Linked DNA regions of Homo sapiens: region 1 is linked to region 2. Evidence: chromatin contacts called from ENCODE Hi-C or POLR2A ChIA-PET data. All regions are on one chromosome and are shown on one strand. The core of a region is the stretch at or near the end of the contact, and the rest is flanking DNA. Distances in the headings are between cores, read along the strand shown.

Evidence for each region. A loop is a pair of places that touch in the nucleus more often than their neighbours do. ChIA-PET counts read pairs that join two places held with the same protein, here RNA polymerase II (POLR2A). Pooled maps may share reads with other maps.
Region 1: a map of endothelial cell of umbilical vein shows a loop between it and region 2 (3-fold over the local background). The contact joins two enhancer-like sites. A Hi-C loop is called at or near these places in 8 of 168 maps with a recorded cell type or tissue (MCF 10A, Right ventricle myocardium inferior, ascending aorta and 4 more) and 4 of 50 pooled maps. POLR2A ChIA-PET finds 5 or more read pairs at or near these places in 5 of 52 experiments (A549, AG04449, AG04450 and 2 more).

Annotation. Positions count from the first base shown.
Region 1 is chr1:201,596,983-201,604,227 of GRCh38, forward strand. The region is part of intron 2 of NAV1 (neuron navigator 1); the gene reads left to right. It overlaps LOC124904482 (a long non-coding RNA gene), which reads right to left. Exons shown (of 2, transcript XR_007066789.1): 2 at 2,864-3,447. Among named protein-coding and RNA genes, the nearest start is that of NAV1, 61 kb to the left of the region's middle. Within about 2 kb of position 2,754, at least 7 of the 41 ENCODE cell types and tissues checked have a DNase peak (open chromatin) inside an H3K27ac peak, as active enhancers do; they include endothelial cell of umbilical vein, where a contact is called at or near this core.
Region 2 is chr1:201,550,890-201,557,822 of GRCh38, forward strand. All of the region lies in intron 1 of NAV1 (neuron navigator 1), which reads left to right. Among named protein-coding and RNA genes, the nearest start is that of NAV1, 15 kb to the left of the region's middle. Within about 2 kb of position 3,387, at least 6 of the 41 ENCODE cell types and tissues checked have a DNase peak (open chromatin) inside an H3K27ac peak, as active enhancers do; they include endothelial cell of umbilical vein, where a contact is called at or near this core.

The DNA of each region.
Region 1 (7,245 bases), core at 1,504-4,003, 45 kb after region 2:
ACCCAGCTAATTTTTGTATTTTTAGTAGAGATGGAGTTTCATCATGTTGGCCAGGCTGGTCTCAAACTCCTAACCTCAAGTGATCCTCCTGCCTCGGCCTCCCAAAGTGCTGGGATTACAGACGTGAGCCACCGTGCCTGGCCTGGCAGGGTGGGTTTTAACAAGGGAGAAGCAACGAGAACATTGGTCTAGTCTAGGAGGTTAGGGAAATGGTCACTGAGGAAGCGATCTTGTGATGAGAAGTTAAGGACGAAGAGGAGAATCAGTGAAGGGGGTTGAGGAGAGGGAGCATTCTAGGTCTTCTGCAGTCCCATCTGGCTTCCCAGCCTTCACCCAGCTAAGGCACCCAGCATTTCTCAGGATTCACACACATTGGCCTTGGCCAAATACCCCCCTACACTCTCCTTCTTCCCCTCCGGCCTCACTCTGAAGACAGCTAAGCTGTCTTCCTGGGGGCTTCCTGGTCAAGGCTCACTGTGCAAACTACAGACTATCACATAATCTCCTAACATGCCCCTGGGGCCCGCTGGTTAAAGCCTGAGAAGAGGATCTGCAAAGATCCCTTCCCACAGGCTGCAGAGCCCGTGCTCCACCGGGCTGAGGGCCAAGCTGGGAGTCCATAAGGACCCCTTCCCACAGGCTGCAGAGCCCCTGCTCCACCAGGCTGAGGGCCAAGCTGGGAGGACCTGAGGCACAGGAGCCGGGTTTCCTCCCTCACACTCCTGCGGAAGCTCAGCCCCCATGCTCCACCTGCTTCCTGTTCCGCGGGGAAGATTTCCTGGTCTGTTTCCTTGGCAGCTGTGTCTCATTTCCTCCTGCTGTGCCCGTGATGTCCTGGCCCAGTGTGACGAGGTGAGGCAGGCCCCTCCCCTGTGAGGTGTGCCATCTCCTGCCCAACTCCATTGCCCCAGATTCCAGAGAGCAGAGTCGGGGAAGTAGGCCCCACCCACCTTGGCCAGGGAGCAAGGGGAGGGAGTTCAGCTGCAGGATGCCTGGGCGTCAAGATGTCGTCAATGCCTCCAATATATACTGAGTGTCTACTACGTGCCAGGCATGATACCAGGCGCCAGGTGGCCAAAGCTAAGTGTTCTTCAAGAAGGCAGCTTTGGAGATGAGCCAGGTATACCTGGTGACTGAGCAGCCAACGCTATGTACACAGTGCTCTGGCAGCTCAGGGCCACTTACAGAAGGTCAGAGAGGCCTTCCTGGAAGGGATGACGTCTGAGCTGAGCTTGGAGGATGAATAGAAATTAGCTAAGGATAAGCTTGAAACCTCGTGGTGTGTGGATAAATGATAAACTATTCAGTAAAACTTGAAGATAAAGAATGAGGCAGGGCAGAGAGATGAGTCTGGGAAATAGGGAGGAATCAAGTGCTGGAGGATCTTAGAGGACCCCCAAGAAACTTGATTTTACCCCGTAGGAGGGTCGTTATCAGAACCACAATTCGATCAGGTCTTTTTGGCCTCAGGGTGGAAATGGTGTGAGTGGGCCATGCGGCGTGGGGCCGGGAGAACAAAGTGTGTGTCCTGGTGAGGAATCGGAACTGCCTGAGTTAGGGTGGTAAGACCAGAGAGCAAGGGCCAAGAAAACTGGCAGGACCACAGGACCAACTGGATGTGCTTCGCCTGGAATAGGAGCAGGGGGTGGAGCTGTGACCTTGGACAATCTCTCACACTCTCCAAACCTCAAGTTCATCATCTGTCAATTGCCTTCCCCCGACTAGAAGGAGCTGAGCTAATGGATGCAGTAAAAGCAGTGGGTGAGGGCAGTCATCGTGTTGCCATTTTAAAAAGGCTGTGAAACTACAAGCTGGTAGGGTCCCGGCCATGAGGAACCCGAGTCTTCAGTTTGGGGACAGAAGTAAGTGGGAGGGGGGTGTTATTGTTTTCTGTGGCTTACCCTGGAGCTGATAGGCTATACAGAGGCCATGACATCCCTCCCCCTGCCTCTGGACAGATGATCATTATCAGGTGGGGCATTGGCATCAGGAAGGAGCTGCCTGTCATTCAGAAAACATTTCTGGAGCCTCTAGTGGGGACAGGACTTTTGTTGGCCCCACTTAGCATATGGGGAGGCATAAGGCCAGATCTCTGCCTGCTGACAGTCACCCACCCTGACAGCCTCCCCACTTGGGCTTAGCTGGCCAGGTTGGGCCCCCCAGGAGGCAAAACCCTGCAAGGAGAACCCTCTGGGACAATGAGGTCACACTCTCTTTGGATCACGTGATTCAAGGTTCCCAGCTCCTCCTCATGTCATTTTCTTGTATCCAACCCCAATCTTTATGGCTAGAGGAGGACTTCCTTTTGCAGGGCCTGTTTTCAGTGGGAACAGAGAACAAAGGCATTATATCTGCAAGGTCCATGAGCCAGCCTCCCTTTGACCTTCACTCTGGAATCAGCCACCCTAGTCCATTAACCTCTCCTTGGACGGCCCCTTCCATCCCTTTTTCCCAGATGCAATTCCAGTTCCCTGTGCGCCTTGTAAGCACAGAGCACAAAATGAATTTGTTAAGGGTTTCATGAGGTCCTGACCCACAGGTGGTACAGAAGAATGGATTCTCTGGCAGTTCAGAGTCTGTGGCAGGCAGCCAGCGAAATCCAGGACTTAGGGCCCACTTCGATGCTCAAGTCATGGGAGCTTCTCTCCATGAATTTTGCGTCTGTCATGAGCCCCTCTTACTAGGAGGGGGAACCATCAGGCAGGCTTCCGAGCGCCTGCTCTGATTCTCTTCAGCGCCACTCACGCAATTGCTATAAAAGAGACCAGGCTCAGGGACAGGGGGAGGGAGGGATGGCGTCTGTGTCATAAACAAGGAGAGATATTTAGTGGTTTTTAAGCACCATAGGCATCTCCAGGGAGAGTTTGAGGGGGAAAAAACAACACTTTATTTGGAAACAATTCTGCTGAGATACAATCTTGTCTCAGCTTCACTTTCTCTGCTATTTATTATGAAGTGCTATGTGCTCAAAAATAGGGGCTGAGTTTTAAAGTCACAGGCCAAGCTCTGGGCTCTGAACCGAGGAGACAGCTTGGGCCCGGTTATCTGCCCTAGAGAGGAAGGGTCTTAAGCAAAGCGGCTCATCTGTGACTCGGGATACCTCATTCTTCCAACTCCTGGGACGTAGGCCCCAGTCATCCCTGAAAGCCTTTGTACAGTGAATGACCTCTGTACCAGAGGGGTCCCCAAGGCTGGAGCAGAGAAAAGCCCCAAAGGAGAGACTCTCCAGGTCTCTCCAGGTTGCTGAGTGAGCCTCCTCCCTTGACTTGCTTTCTCTGTTTCTCTGTGACTTTCTCTTCCTTTTACTCCTGCCCCATGCCCTGTGTGGTGCTATCCTGCTCTGAACCAAAAGTGGACAATAACCCCAACGACTTCTCCTTTTCCCCTGAAGCATGGTGGAGACAGGCTGGAGTTTTCAAAAAGTTTGTGTCTCTTCAAACATGGATCCTGGAACAGAAAAAGAACATTAGTGGAAGAACTGGTGGACTCCAAATACAGTCTATACTTTAGTTAATAGTAATGTGCCAGTGTTGATTTCTTAGTTTTAGCAAATGTACCGTGGTTATGTAAATTCTAAAATTAGGGGAAACTGGGTGAAGCGTAGATGGGAACTCTGTACTATCTTTGCAACTTTTCTGTAAATCTAAAATTACTTCAAAATAAAAACTCAAAAAAATAGGTGAGGGAGTGACAAAAAAAAAATGGACCAAGATGAGTCAGAAATTTCAAGCCTGGGGAGGCTTACAACACTAAGGTACCTGATCCCTCAGTCCTAGTAAAAGAGCAAAGGACTCTCCTGAGCCGAAAAGCCCTCAAGATCAAGTTTGTCCTGGGATCACAATCCTCTAGCACTTGAGAGATTCCCTACCTGAAGTCTGGCTCTGGAAGTTTCATTTCCTTAGTTCTAGGAGCCATCTCCTGGGGAGGTTTGCCCTTCCCTGGGTCTCTGCCAAAGCTGTTCAGTAAACCTGCTGTTCTCTTTTCCTCTTCCCAAGCTCTTGGATACTCCAGGTTGTCTCCTGCTCTGGCTTCTGGTCAGAGACAGACTTATGGCAGCCATAGCAGTCACCCGTCTCATCTAGCTCCAGGGAGCTACTCAGCTGGAGGAGTCTTCAGACTTATTTCAGCTGGGGACCACATAATTTACCTCAGCTCTAACATGGATAGCTGCTGTTGTCTGCATGTTTGTGTCTCTTCAACAATCATGTTGGAATCCTGGCTGGGTGTAGTGGCTCATGCCTGTAATCCCAGCACTTTGGGAGGCTGAGGCAGGAGGATCACTTGAGTCCAGGAGTTCAAAACCAGCTTGAGCAACACAGTGAGATCCTGACTCTATCACACACACAAAAAATTAGCTGGGCTTGGTGGCATGCACCTGTAGTCCCAGTTACTTGGGAGACTAAGGTGGGAGGATCGCTTGAGCCTGGGAGGTTGAGGCTGCAGTGAGCTGTGATCACACCACTGTACCCCAGCCTCGGTGAGGGAGTGAGACCTTGTCTAAAAAAAATATTCTAACCTCCAGGGTGATGGTATTAGACAGTGGGACCTTTAGGGGTGATTTGGTCATGAGGGCAGAGCCTTCTTTGTGAATGGGATTAGGGCCCTTATAAAAGAGACCTTAGAGAGACTCTTCACTCTTTCCAACGTGTGAGGACAGGGCAGGAAGGTGCCATATATGAACCAGAAAGCAGGTGCTCACCAGACACTGCATCTCCTGGCACCTTGAATTTGGGCTTCCACCCTGTGGAACTTTGTGAGAAGTATATTTCTATTGTTAAAAGCCACCCAGTCTGCAAAATTTTGTTAAAGCAGCTAGAACAGACTAAGAGAAGGGCCAATATTTAAAAGAGTTGAACTTGAAGCTAGATAAAGCAGGAGAGTCCCCTAGCCCAGCATCCCTTTCTACTCCCTCATGGCAGCCTCAGTGGTGGTGTCGAGGAGGGGATCCACAGGCCCTTTGGAAACCTCTGAGTTCCAGCCAGCTCAGGTTATCAGCTGCCCCCTCTCTGGAGCACCTCAGGATGGGTTCCGCAGGTATATTTCCCATACCCACCCTTCCACTGACCCACCAGAGAGAATGGTTTTTCAAAAGTCCACCTTTTAAGGGTCTAAAATGAAAAAAAACACCAATCCAATTAGAACATGCCACCAGCATCAGAGGACTTCTTTCTCCACCAAATCACTGTCAAGGCCACCTCCTAAAGTCTTTCCTAAGTCTTTCTTGCTGCTGCAGTTTCAAGCTCTTTTCTTTATGTTTCTTCCCAGGGCAGGAGAAAAAGAATTGGACCCCACTGGGCCTAAAAAACTCCTTGTTCTTAAAGTTGCAATTCGGTTCTTCTCTAAGTTTTTTTGTTTTTGTTTTTGTTTTTTCTTTTTTGAGATGGAGTCTCGTTCTGTCACCCAGGCGGGAGTACAGTGGCGCGGTCTCGGCTCACTGGAACCTCTGCCTCCCAAGTTCAACAATTCTCATACCTCACCCTCCTGAGTAGCTGAGATTACAGGTGTGTGCCACCAGGCTGGCTAATTTGTTTTGTGTTTTTAGTAGAGACAGGGTTCCACCGTGTTGGCCAGGCTGGCCTCAAACTCCTGACCATCTCAGCCTCCCAAAGTGCTGGGTTTACAGGCTTGAGCCACTGCACCTAGACTTAAGCTATGTTTTTTTTTTTTGGTTTTTTTTTTTTTTGGTTTTTTTTTTACCATGAGCTCATCCAGAGTTCTTCAGCCTTGGGCCACAGAGCCAGGCCTTCTGCACCCCTTGAGAGCTGCTCTTGGCTGGGGCATGCTCCAGGGGGACAGGGCTGGAAACCAGCTACCCCTCAGCTCCTACTCACACTCCTGCTGACTTTCACCAGTCCCCCTCAGCCCCCTCACCCAGCCTCCCCATCCTGACAAGCCTGGCTCAGGCCAAGCAGAAATGGTAGCAGCATTCCTCTGATGCTGTTGGTATTATTGGAAAAGTCAGCTTCAAAACCACAGAGGGATTTAGAGTACTGGGGGCGAGAGCTCGGGAAGGAGTGTAGACAGTGAGACAGCTGAATTAAACAGTGTCGGTGTGAGTCACTGCTCTCCTGCCTGCCGCCCCAGTCCTGGCGTGAACCTAGAAGCTGGTGAGACAGTTATCTTCTCAGTGAGTTAAATTGCTCTCTGAGTACAGAACCAGGGAGACTGGACTGAAAATTACAGCAGGAAAGGTTTAGGCTAGACATCAAAAATAATTCTCTGAACTTCATGGGTCCCAAAAGATTTTACGGTTTCCTGGGAGGCATCCAGTATTTTGCCAAAGCTCCACCTGCCTGCAGTAACTCAAGTCAATCCTGCCACCTTAAGTATCTCTTCTATGACTTGGTGACTCTCATGTTCTGAAAGGACCTCATATAGTCTCAACATGGAATTGCTGCATCACTGTAAAATTTACAGGAATGGTTGTTGTACGTTTTCATCTGTAACTAGGGTCAGGACACCCTACTGCCCTTTGCTTCTGGTAACAGAAGTCATGACTTTGGCAAAATTAATTTGCCTGAAAATTAGCCTGGAGGATGTCCCTTTGCTTTGTCTTCCACATGCCTGCATTTTCTTTCACTGTCTTCTACATGGTCACGTAGAATTGGGGTGCTTGGAAGGGCATCCAGGTATCACTGAACCCTTCCCTTCCTTGAAGGTGGAAAGTAGCCCCACTCCAGACAGTAGGCCAGGCAGGGAGTTGGGATGGGAGTATTCAGCATTTAGGACATCTACCGGGTCAGTGAGGGAGAGATTGTTATCCCCATTTTACAGATGAGCAACTGAGACTTAGGTTAATCATTTGCCCATGGCTCATAGAGAGTAGGTGCATTACTCTGGATGGAAGCCAGGTCTTTGGGCATCGGGAACAAGGTTCTTTCCATTTCATCGCATAGCCTTTCAATTCTAGTCATAATAATGGTGATTAAGATAAAAACAAATGGTTGGTCACAGAAGGCCAACAAAAATAACCGTGTGATTGAGCACTTCCTGAGCTCCCACTCTGTGCCTGAGCTCATCACTTCATCTCATTTTTCCTTGAAACAACCCTGTAAGATACATGCTGCTATTCTCATTTTGTTTATTTATTTTGAGATAGGGTCTCGCTTTGTCACCAGGCTGGAGTGCAGTGGCACGATCACTGCTCACTGCAGCCCTGACTTCCCAGGCTCAAGGATCCTCTCACCTCAGCCTCCCGAGTAGCTGTGACTAAAGGCATGTGGCACCACGCCTAGCTAATTTTTA
Region 2 (6,933 bases), core at 2,137-4,636:
GCTTGACTGAAGTTCCATAACCTAAATCCCATCCTGCTATCAGAGTTCTTCCTCAGGCCTTCACTGCAAAGGTTCCTCTGGTCTACTCTATGGTCCGTGCTGAATGACTTCATATCCATCCTCTCGTTTACTCTTCATGGCAACCTTATGAGGTGGGCAGGACAAATATTTCCCTTTCTGTAGATGTCAAAATCGGACTCAGAGAGGCTAAGTAACTTACCCAAAGCCACATAACTTTAGGGAATGAGTTGGGGAACCCAAGTCTTCCAGCTCCTGGTCTTTGTCCTTTCCAATACACTCCAGGGTCATGTATAGCAGAAGGGGCCAGTGGACTGGTGTCTTTCTTTTTTTTTTCTTGAGAAAGGGTCTTACTTTTTTGCCCAGGCTAGAGTGCAGTGATGCAATCATAGCTTACTGCAGCCTCAACCTCTCAGGCTCAAGCGATCTTCCCATCTCAGCCTCCTGAGTACCTGGGATTACAGGAGCACACCACCACACTTGACTAACTTTTACATTTTTTGTAGAGACAAGGTCTTGCTATGTTGCCCAGGCTGGTCTGGAACTCCGAGGCTCAAGTGATCTTCCCATCTCGGCCTCCCAAAGTGCTGGGATTACAAACATGAGCCACCTCGCCCAGCGCCACAGTGTCTTTAATGGCTCATAGAACTTAACCACAGACATCATGTCTGTTATACAAATGCAGAAATCATATTGAGCTTTTAAATTTACTTTGCTATCACATTTATTTTGACAAGCGCTTGAGATTTATTTCTCAATAAAAGCTACTTTAAAGTACACCACCAATTTTATCACTTCTGCTCATTTTTACCCAGTCAAAAAAATAACGTAAAAGTGTTACGTTTTGAGGTTCTGTTTCTCATTTTCTCATCAGAGTTGAAAATTACCATTGTGCATGAATTTAGGCCTGTGTTAGGCTGGCAACCCATTAAAACTCCTCTGCTTTTTAGCCGGTCTGGAGCTAATAAGCCGGCCCCTCCCAATTTACACATCTCCTGTGAGATCCAGTGTCTCTCTGTCACTCATTACCAAGCTCCTTACTAAATGTCATCACAAAGATGCCACATCACCCCTCTTAGTCATCTCCCCACTTCCTCTTGCTGGCCATGGCCAGAAAGAAATCAGGGGCCGTAGGGAGGCCTAGAAAGTGACCACAGAGTTGGGGGTGGCTGTGGGAAGTGGATGGGAATGGCCACTGCTGAGCTGGCCACAGAGACTGTGACAAAGACAAAGGCCTCTGTGTTTGGGATGGCAGGGAGGGGGCCAGAGGCCGAGTCAGGGCTGGCATGCTGATAGTCTGGGAAAGGCCTCCCAGGGCAGAGGAAAGCCCACAATGCCACTCTGAGTTGGCCGCTCTTAGCACTTGGAAGTAGCTTAGTTGGGTCCTGATACACAGTAGGGGCTCAGCAAACATTTGTTGATTGATTATTTGGCAGGGTGGCGGGGTTGGGGGTAAGGGATGCCTTTAAGCTGAGGTGGGTAAAGGGAATGTCCTTTCCCTTTCTCCTGCCCACGGGAGCGCTGAAGGTGCTGAATTTCCCTGGCTTGTTCAGAGGCCACCTCTTTGCTTCCTTGACCTCTCCCTGACATTGGGCTCTGACGCATGTGGGGTAATGCACAGGCTTTGGAGTCAGCCTGACCCGGGTTCCTACAACCTCCCTGAGCCTCAATTTTCTCGTCTGTAAAATGGGGGCAATAATACTCAGGCCAGGGAATTGTGAAGATCATCCTAGAAGGTGTTAAGCACCCTCTGGCCTAGAGCCAATGTTGGTCATTCTTATGGTCCTTAATTTGGATGCCCCGTGGCTCGCTGCACCCCCATGTATAAAATAAATCCTTGATCCACCGAACGTACACCGGACAGGCAAAGGGATGGAGCGAAGTCAAGGATGCCTCATTTAGCCCCAGCCATGCAGACTATACTTCGGGGTAGATTTATCCCCAAATGGATGTTTACGTATCAGACAGGGGATGCTTCCCTGTCTGAGGGTCAGATGGACGGGTGGAAGGGTTATCTGTGGTGCTGGCTCTAAGATATATGGTCCCTCAGGCCCCTCTGGGCTCCAGACTGCAGGCCTCCAGGGGACGAGGGGGGCAGAGTGGCCTGGGGTTTTGTTTGGCAACACTGGCCTATTATCTGGCCCAGGCTGTGTTTCCAGGGCATTGTAAATAGCACCCGCTTGGCTCTGGAAGGAGGAGCCGCAGATGTGGCTGAGGCAAAATATATGGTAAGGTGGGAGATTTGAAATGATAAACTCGAGGCTTGTGAGCCAAAATACAGGCTGGGGCCATCTCCAGGCAATAGGACACCAGGGAGGGCTCAGCCTGGATACCTCTGTGGTGAAGGCCTGACTCACAAAGCCAGACAGAGCCTGTGCTCAGTGGCCCATGGGCCAGGGCTGCCGGCTCTGTTTGCTTCCATCTGCCTCTTTGTAGAGAGCCTGGGCTGCTTCCTAAACTCAGCCAGAGGAGTGAACAGAGCTTGAGCCAGATTTCAGGTCTAGAGAGAGAAGCAGGAGAAAATGTGAGGGTATATTCACCTGCAAAAGGCCAGCCACTGTGTGTTCCAACCGAGAAGGAGGGAATCCTTTTCTCTTCTTTTATTCTATTGTCTTCTATTTTAATTGAGGTATAATTTACAAACAGTGAAACACACAGATCGATGTGTTTTTGACAAATGAATACGCCCATGTGACCCACACCGGATCCAGATATGGAACATTTCCATCAACCCACAGAATTTCCCTCCTGTCCCTTTTGTCAATGTGCTCCCACCCACTGTCTCCGTGTTCTGATTCGTATCATCATAGATTAGTTTTGCCTGCTCTTGAACTTCATATAAATGGAATCATGTGGTAGGTTCTATTTTGTGTCTGGCTTCTTAGCTCAGCATAATGTTTTTGAGATTCATCCATGTTGAATGATGTATTTTGCTTCTTTTAATTTCTGACGTATGAATGTGCCACAGTTTGTTTATGGGAGGAAACTTGAGATTCCTTTCATTGCGGTAGGATTCACATCTATCCAGCATCAATAGAGTATCTGCCAGGGTTTTGAGAGTTAAGCTGGTCGGTCCTTAGTGGATGTTTAAAGTGTTCAGTGTCACCTTCTTTGTTCCCAGACAACTTCCCCATTTCTGTGTCTTGCTGTAAAAGACCATAATGCCTTTTCTTCCCTCCATGGACTGGAGCTGCCTTTATCTCCTGGAGCTGGGAAGTTCAGATCATTTGTAGAGGGGCCCCTGGTTTCCCCATAAGACAGAATGTTATTCTTTAATCTGAATTGAGCTGACACGTGTTGACAGACAGGGGTGTCTGGCCCTGCATGTGGGAAACACAGGTCCACGTGCAAGACTGGAGCCTGTGGTGGGGAGACACTGGTGACCCGGAGCCAAGAAGTGACATGATGAAGCTGTTTTACCAGCAGGACGGCCCTAATGGCAGGGACCACGTCTGTTCTGTTCACCGATGGGAAGCCAGCACATAGCACAGAACCTAGCAAGCAGTGGGCATTCCATAAAGAGGTGTGGGACCAACTAATGGCTTGGAAGAGGGAGAGTTGGGCCAGCAGATGTACTGTCACGTTCCTGACATGCAAAGTCTGGGCTAGGGCGGCCCTGCTGGGGAAGGAAAGGAAGAGCCGTGGGAGAGACTTTTTACAAAGGAAAACCGAACAGGACTGGATGACTGTGGAACATGGGAGGGACACAACAGAGAGCAGAATCCAAAAGTCGTGCAGTCTTTTTGGAAGAGCACTGGACTGAAAGTTGAGTCCCTCCTGCACCTTTTGGCATATAACCTGGGTAACTCATTTAACCTGTCTCAGTCTTAGAGTCCTTATCCATCAAATGATCAGTTTGCTAGGGCTGCCATAACAAAGTACCACTAAGTGGGTGGCTTAATGAAACAGAAATCTATAGTGTCAGTTCTGGAGGGTAGAAGTCTGAAATCGAGGTGTTGGCAGGGTCATACTCCCTCTGAAATTAGTGGAGAATTTTTCCTTGCCTCTTCTAGTGTCCGGTGCTTTCCGACAATCCTTGTCATCCCTTGGTGTAGAGACACATCACTCCGATTTCTGCCTTCACCGCTGCATGGCCATCTCCTCCCTGTGGCCTTCACATCCTCTTCCCTCTGTGTATGTCTATGTCCAAATTTCCCTCTCCTTATAAATACAGCAGTCATACCAGATTAGGAGCTCACTCTACTCCAGTATGACCTCATCTTCACTAATTACTTCTTCAATGACCCTATTTCCAAATAAGGTCACATTCGGAGACACTGGGAATTAGTACTTCAATTATCTTTTTTGGTGACACAATTCAACCCATAACATGCCACCTGCCACAAGATTGAATGAGGCAATCCTTTGTCATTGTTGCAGGTAAGGCAAGAATCAGGGGAGATTTTGGCCAGAGACCTACTTTTAACATTCTATGTGACCTCGTTCAAATCTCTTCTCCTCTCTGGATCTCAGTTTCCTCATCTACAAAATGATCTGTAATGTCTTCCCTAGATGTAAATCCCACAACTCCTTGACTCTGAAGCTCTGAGGTTTTGAGTCTGGGGGCCTGGGAGAGCTGTGGAGCTACTAACAGATATGGGGAAGTCAGGAGGGTAAGCCAGTCTGGGGATCAGAAGCTTCCTCTAGGTTCCATCCCTCATTTGGGAACTCAGCCCTCTTCTCCTGGTGGCCGGGACCCTGGAAAGTCCCAAGCATCTTCTATCCCCATCCCCTGCGCCATCACCCCTACCTTAGTGAGGCTCAGAAGGAGGGAGGGCTGCTATAAATAGCACCCTGGAATCAAAAGGCCCTCTTCCTGTGCAGGAAACACAGCGGCCTAATGGAGGCAGGAAAAAGGTGTTTCCGAAAGAGAGGCCAGAAAAGGGAGGGGCAGTGGGGATTCGGGAGCCAGATGGGTTCCCGGGTGCTGGAGCAAAGGTGCTGTGAAGGGAGATGGGGGGCGGGGGGCGGGGCAGATTTAATAACAGCTTCTGGGGTACTACTTGAGGTCGGCCTATCTGGAACCCCAAGAGAACAGTCTGTGGAAAAGGCCCAAGAGGTATTTGAGTTGGGAGACTTAGGATTTCAGGTCCGAAAGTGGGGATTGAAAATGCCACATTCATTAATTCACTGATCCATTCATTCATTCACTAGATATTAGCCACAGCTTAGGACTGTCCTAGGTGCTAAGGACAAACAGTATAACGCTCTTTTATAAAAAATAGTCTGAGACCTGGAGCAGTGGCTCATGCCTGTCACTTTAGAAGGCCAAGGTGGGTAGATTGTTTGAGCCCAGGAGTTTGAGACCACCCTGGACAACATACAGAGTCCCCATCTCTACAAAAAATAAAAATAAAAAAATTAGTCGGGCATGGTGGTGGGTGTCTGTAGTCCCAGCTACTCGGGAGGCTGAGGCAGGAGACTTTCTTGAACCTGGGAGGCAGAGGTTGCAATGAGCTGAGATCGCACCACTGCACTCCAGCCTGGGGGACAGAGGAAGACCCTGTCTCAAAAAAGAAAAAAAAAAAAAGGTCTGGTAAGCAAACCAGTGATTACACCCCAGTTGTAATAGCTCAGGACAGTGGGGGGACAGTGGAGGGACTGTAACCCCTGGAGGGGCAGGAAGGGCCTCTTGGGAGGTGAATTCCTCCTCCTGGGCTTGCAGGAATTAAGTCAGGCAAAGACTGGGTTGGAGGGGAGGGAACTGGGGGGCCTTCCAGGCAAGGGGAGAAAAATACTTGGACTCTTCCCCTCTGCTGTCCTAGCCCCAACCTTAGTCCAACCTGGGCCAGCAGCAGAGGTCTAAGGACCAGCCCTGCCCCCTCCATAGAGGCTTGCCACCAGTCCTTGGGGCCCTCTCTGGAGAAATGCCCCTCTCCTCACCAGCAAAGAGCACCATCCTCCAAATGCCTGTGTGGAAAACGGGTCTCAAGTGACCTCTCAATGGAGAGCCCTAGAAAATCATTAGTGTTCCCCCTGTAAAAACAGGGGCTTAATTCTACGGGCAAATATCTCAGGCAAAAGCTCAGACCAGTAGACTCGTCTCTGGTGCAAAGGAGGAAGATGAGTCAGCCAGGGTCCCGGGAACCCTGACTCCATGATCCTGCCAGACCACAGGGCCCCCACTTAAGGCTTGGAGGGGGCTGAGATGAAAATGATCTACTGTTTCTCTTAGGAAGCCCTAGGGAAGTCCAGTTTGGTGTCAAGTTGAAGATTTCTATGCATTCCCACGGCACCAACTGTGATGGTGAAATGCCACATTTCAGCCCCAATCATTCAGCCAGATTGGATTGCAATTAGTACCTGAGGCAGGAGCCCAATGCCCTCTGAGGTGCCTGGGTGAATTTCAACTTCTGTGCTGCTCCTTTTGTGAAACAATGCAAGAGATTCTGGAAGAAAGACAAAGGGTTGGGGGATGTGCTTGTCCAATGTCCTTCAGCACAGCCCACAGGACAGCCTTCAGACGTGTCCTGAGGCTTGTGTGCCCAATCACACATGCAAGGAATTAGGGGCCTGCCTTAGGGCTTGATTCCAGGACATTTACTCCCCATGGGGAGATCACTTACAAAGCTGCACTGTGGCCCCAGAGGTTCCCCTGGGCTAGTCTTAGAGAGAATTAAAGTCAGAAACCACCCAGCCTCCCCAAAACACTTAACTACCACCTCCAAATTAGCACCGTCCTTGGCTGGTAATCAAATTCTAGGAGATAGTTCCTGATCTTCCCAGTTTTCAGGTGGGTTAACTGAGGACCGGCTTGCCCACACCACTTAGGCTAGATAGAACAAGTAATTAAAGCCCAGAAATAGCTGGCTGAGATCCAGCCTGTTTAATGTAATAATGCTGAGAAATGTCAAACGTGGTTTTGTTCCAATAGGAGTGGAAGGGATGAAGAGAGACAGGAAGAAAGCACTCTAT